2 separate regions of the Mus musculus genome follow, and region 2 is linked to region 1. A link is a contact called in ENCODE Hi-C or POLR2A ChIA-PET data. All regions are on one chromosome and are shown on one strand. The core of a region is the stretch at or near the end of the contact, and the rest is flanking DNA. Distances in the headings are between cores, read along the strand shown.

The links. Hi-C counts contacts between places; a loop is a spot of excess contacts on that map. ChIA-PET counts read pairs that join two places held with the same protein, here RNA polymerase II (POLR2A).
Region 2: a loop to region 1 is called in a map of heart, with 11 times the contacts of the local background. The contact joins the promoter of Osbpl10 here to the promoter of Gpd1l in region 1. A Hi-C loop is called at or near these places in 5 of 37 maps with a recorded cell type or tissue (heart and left cerebral cortex). POLR2A ChIA-PET finds 5 or more read pairs at or near these places in 2 of 5 experiments (Patski and embryonic stem cell).

Annotation. Positions count from the first base shown.
Region 1 is chr9:114,932,582-114,935,281 of GRCm38, forward strand. Gpd1l (glycerol-3-phosphate dehydrogenase 1-like) reads right to left here and starts at 1,406. Exons shown (of 8, transcript NM_175380.5): 1 at 1,090-1,406. The coding sequence starts at 1,136.
Region 2 is chr9:114,977,185-114,979,884 of GRCm38, forward strand. It overlaps Osbpl10 (oxysterol binding protein-like 10), which reads left to right and starts at 1,301. Exons shown (of 12, transcript NM_148958.3): 1 at 1,301-1,780. The coding sequence starts at 1,494.

The DNA of each region.
Region 1 (2,700 bases), core at 156-2,655:
ACCCAGCAACTATCAGGCCAGAGCTAAAGTAAAACCTGCCTCAAAGAAAAAAAATTTTTTTATTTAGTATATGCCAGGCACCAGGTAAAGGACTGAGGCCAACGCAAGGGTAGAGGCCAGCAATAGGAGGCCGGGGAGAGGCCACCGGTCCAGCCAGCTAAGGTTTCCTCCAAAAGTCCTTTCAGAGCCAAGTTTTCAAAGACCAGTCAGGTGGCTCCGACGACTCCAGAACAGTACCGCTTCTAGCAGCCTGAACTGTGGTGTGCGTCAGACCACAGGAAAACAGAAGGGGACAGAAGCCACGAGAATGGCCTTCAACTGTTCCACCCCTGGGCCGCGGGAAAAGTCTGGAACGCACCATACTCTGCCTCCTTCTCACGGAGACCCCCAACTTCTCCTGCGTTAAGGGCCACCAAGGTATGCAAACTACTGGAGGAGCTTCAAAGCCCTCTAAGCACCAAGCACTTTACAAGTTAAGTCAGAAAATACAGCCCAGTGGTGACGCGAAGCTCTGCAAACACCTTTCCCTGGGACCCTCACGTCCCGGTTGGGGGCTTGTTTTCTCTTCTCGGATACCACGTTAACATGATTGGGAACCACTCGCCAGAGGAAATGAGAACTGTCTCTTGAAGCCAGCACTGTCCCAGGTAGCAAGGACCCTTCTCACGCTCTGTGCCTCCGTTTCCCCAATCCCAAAACTGCAGTAAGGACAACTGAGCCTCTGCAAATTCCTCCACGGGGGTGATCGGCAGGGGAGAATAGAGAACGCCCTTGGGTTGTTTTGCCAAGTACCCGGGCGTGGCGAGCAGGTGGCCCTAACCGCAGGGTTACCAGTGCGCAAACAGGTGCCCGCGGGCGCGGTGCGCGCTACCACCCGGGCCACCTTGGCCCCGCACCTCGCGCTCTGGTTCCTCGGCGTGGCCTCTGTCCGTGCAGTGTCCAACCGGGACAGGCGGTCGCAGGCCCGCCTCTCTGCCTACCCGCGATGCCCTGGTGTCCACGCTGAAGCAGCGGGAGAGCAACCCTGGCCGGCCCGGAACCGGGGCTTCCTGGAGGCGGAGACCGCGCCGCCCACCCGCCTCTGCTCACCAGTTCCCCGAGCCCACGATGCACACTTTCAGAGGCGCCGCTGCCATGGCCAAGCCGGATCGCTGCTGCACAGCCTTCCTCTCAGGGCCAAGCCGGATCGCTGCTGCAAGTCGGATCGCTGCTGCAAGTCGGATCGCTGCAACACACACTGTGCCTCCCAGGCCGGCTGCTCACCTCCACAGGAACGGCCTAGTATAGGCGCTCCGGGCGACCCCGCCCCGCCCTCCTGTCCGCCAATGGCCACCGCCACCCTGCCTAGGCGCCTAGGGCCACAGCTGACAGCCCGGAGGACCCGCCCCACCACTCCCAGGAACCACTGCGCACGCCTGGTCCGGGTGGGTGGCCGGGTCAGCCTCCGGTGTCGCCCCACCCCTGCCCTAGGAATGTTGGGATGTGTAGTCCACCTCCCTGCGGGCTCCCTTTCAGTTCCAGGCGGGCCACGTGCAGGCCAATGTTATTGCGCAGACTGGAGCTCTGAGCTCCTGCTGCTGAGTGTCACTATCCTGGACAGAGCAAGCCCGACCCAACTTATACAAGTGTCACCTAATCGCAATTTGCGCAGGGACAACTATCACTTAAGGGTGGAGCCTAGACAGCCTAAGTAGTTGACTATGAATTCACCCAGATTTGGAGCCTGCGCCTGCTTTAACAACGGCTGTCAAATTCGTATAAACGGGACAAGTCCAGGCACCCCTGAATTTCCTAGCGAGCCTGGAGCTTTAAGTCTTCTGCCATTGATCTGGGAGTATCTACTCTACAAGGGTGGCGTCGTAGTTCAGTTGGTAGAGAACTAGATTGAACACAGGAAGTTCAAACACTAGCGCCTGGTGGCTCTGGCCTGTAATCACAGCACGTGGGAGACGGAGGGAGAATCTGGAGTCCCAGGTTATCCTTGGCCAAATAAAAATGGGAGGCCACCTTGTCGCAAACAAGTACCCTTGCATTTCAGGATGGAAAACTTGTCTACACAGGATCAAAGCAGAAACTTGAACTGTCCCCCTCATACGGTTACCCAAAGGGCATGCCCCTTTTCTCTCCCTGCCAGAGCTTCACAAAAAAGCCATCCAAACTGCTGTACTGCAATTGGGCACGCCGCGGCCGCGAAAAACAGAGATGGTGGAATGTGTTGTAATCTCAGCTTCAGGGAGGTAGAGACAGGACGATCGGCAGTTCAATGTCATCCTTAACTAGACAGTGAGTTTGAGGCTAACCTGGGTCACGTGAGCCCCTATCACAAAGCAAAAGCAAGAATGGAGAGTGCTAGCTCACTTAGCAAGGAAAGGTGTAACCCTAATGGAAGTCAGATCTCCAGGGCCCACGGAGGAAGGAGAGAATCGCACAGCCTCACAATAGTAAACAAACTTATTTTAATTAATTCATTTGTTGAGACAGAGTCTCACAGTGTAGCCCTGGATGGTCTAAAACATGCTAAAGACCAGGGTGGCCTCAAACTCACAAGAGGTCTGTCTGCCTCTCCCTCCCAAATGCTGGGATTAAAGGCAACTATCTGGATTAAATTAAATTCATTAAATTAATGTCTGGTTTAAAATAAATTTAATTTAAAAATAGAATAGGTTTATTTCTTGCACTCTAGAGGCAGAGGCAAATTAG
Region 2 (2,700 bases), core at 51-2,550, 44 kb after region 1:
TTCAGTGTGGTTCTCGTATTTCTTCTTGCAAGGCTGTTTTACTTTTTCATAATATGTGGACACCTGGAATTCCTATTTACGTGGTGGCCATCTCTTACCATCACCTCTGAAGCATCTGCATGGGCGTCTCCAGAGCTGAACCCTCTGAAAACTTTCAGACAGGTGTGAAGCTGAAAGGACTTGGGGGCTGTGCTTGTGAGAATGGACTCTACCTAGCAATTAAAAAAAAATCTATCTATCTATCTATCTATCTATCTATCTATCTATCTATCTATCATCTATCCATCTATCGTGTGTGTATGTGTGTGTGTAAGGAGAGGTCCCAGCTTCTCAGAGTTCTAATTTTAGAAACAACCAGATTGCATTGAATATTTATATCCACAACGATAACTAGTGGGCTGGAGAGAGCCCGATATCTCTCTGCCTTTGCTAAAGAGCAAGACAGATTGAGAAGAACCCAGCGTGTGGGTGGGCAAAAGAAGTTTCTTGGCGGACAGTGAAGTGTGTGTATGTGAGTCTTCTCATTTGCCCTCTGGTTTGGGCCCCTCTGGCTCTCGGGTGTGCAGTATCCAGCGCAGTGACTCCTCACTCTTGTTTGTCTGTGCCCATCACCCCTGGGATCAGGGTGAAGTGAGCGTGTGAGGTCAGGAGAACGCTCACTGGAAGGCACCTAGTCCTAGCCTGGTATTCGCTGTGCATCCATCCGATCTCTGACTTGTGGAACCGGCCCCAGCTGACAGCCTGCTCACCTGGGAGAGTCACCTGCTGCCCCTTCCTTTCCGCTTTCAAACCCATGGGAGAGCCCCGAGGGCCTTGCTGCCCTGTTTCTAGGCTCCCTCAGTGAGGCTAATTTTCAGGTGACCGTGTACGTGCTTGGCCCAGGCTCCTGTGCGCCGACACACCGAGAGGGAGCGTGCTGGTGTCAGGGACCGGGCGGGTCCATATCCGGGTGTACCGGGTGGGTAGGACCGTCCCTCCCTCCAGGTCTCGAGGTGGGTTGGGGGTGGGGAGAAGGGCGTGCGGAGATTTCCCCGGTCAGGATCCAAGTGAGGGGGCAACAAAAGGCTAGGGTGAAGGGGGCCGATGTAGGGCGTGCCCACTCTGTCTGCCAGGCCCGCCCCAGGAGCATCCTTAGCCCGGGCTCCGAGCGACTGCAAGGTTCGAGGAGCTGGAGGAGGAGGAGGGACCTGGAGCCCCGAACTTGCCCGAGAAGTGGCTGGAGGGCGGGGCCGGGCCCTGGTCGAGGCGGGAGGAGGGGCGGCCGCAGCTGCAGCTAGCCCGGCTGGCTTCCTTCCCAGCCCTCTTTCCCTCCTCCTCTTCTTCCTCCTGTATGAGTCAGGCATTTCCCGGGGAATCAGAGCAGCCACGCGCGGCCCGGGAGCCCGGAGCTGTAGCGGCAGCGGCGGCGGCGGCGGCGGCGGCGGAGGAGGAGGAGGAGGCGGCGGCGGGGCTGCCACCGCGGCGGCCACCGGCTCCCCGGGCGCGCAGCGATCATGGAGAGGGCGGCCCAGAGCACAGACGGCGGCGGTGGCGGGGGCAGCAATAGCAGCAGCCGGAGCAGCAGCCGCGCCACTTCGGCGGGCTCCTCGCCCTCCTGCTCCCTGGCTGGCCGAGGGGTGGCCAGCCGCTCTGGGGCCGCGGGACTGGGCGGCGGGGGCAGCCGCAGCAGTCCCGGCTCGGTGGCGGCTAGCCCGTCCGGAGGAGGCGGCCGAAGGAGGGAGCCGGCGCTCGAGGGCGTGCTCAGCAAATACACCAACCTCCTCCAGGGCTGGCAAAGCAGGTAAGGAGTCCGCCGCTCGCGCCCCCGCGCGCTCCCCGGGTGTGGAACGTGGCGCCACCCGCGGCTGGGGACTGCCTGGACACCTCGTCCTTCCTGCACCCTGGCGGGCGCCGCAGCAGCGGGAGGGAGGCAGGAACCCTGGTTTTCCTTGGGTGCTGAAAGCTGGCAGAATCTGGAGTGGCGTCGGGTGCGCCCTAGGTAGTTCCGGTGTCCTACCTGCTGAGGGTCTCTCACACCCAAGAAGAAGGGTTGAGAGGGACCCGCAGAGAGGGAATGCTCGGTGCCGGGCGCAGAAAGCATTCGGCACTCGTTGTCCAGCACAGTTCTCCCCACTCCGTAGTTCCTGTTAAAGTACGATGTTTGAAATACAACAAGGAACCTGTCACTTGTCATCTTTGGAGTGTCCCGCTCCCAGGGTGTGCATATCCCTTCCCTAGTGGGTGGCTTAACAGCGCAGTTTGTTATTATTCCCCGTTCAGGTGCATGTGAAGTTTCTTTGCTTCCCTCTCAAAGTTGCCAAGCCTTGAATTGGGCGTGGTGGCAGATGCTTGTAATGCTAGGCACTTAAGAGACATGAGGCCAGTGGACTTGAGTTTGGGGCTAGCCTGGGCTACATAGTGAATTCCAGGCTAGTCGGAGCCACATCGGGAGAACTTGCCCCAAAAAAGAAGTTGGCAAGTCTAGTGATGGACAGACTTCTGGAAGGATCGGGATGTCAGAGAGTGGAGTTCTCAGCATACATGGGGTGATGAGGTGTGGACTTCTGTTGTATGGAAGGACTTAAGGATCAGGCACAACGGCCTCTGTCTGTCTGTCTCCCTTTCTCCCCCCTCATCCCCCCATGTGTGTTGTGTGTGTGTCTGTATGTGTATGCCAGTGTGCCAGTCGCCAGTCTTTGGAGAAACAAACCAAAGTTGAAA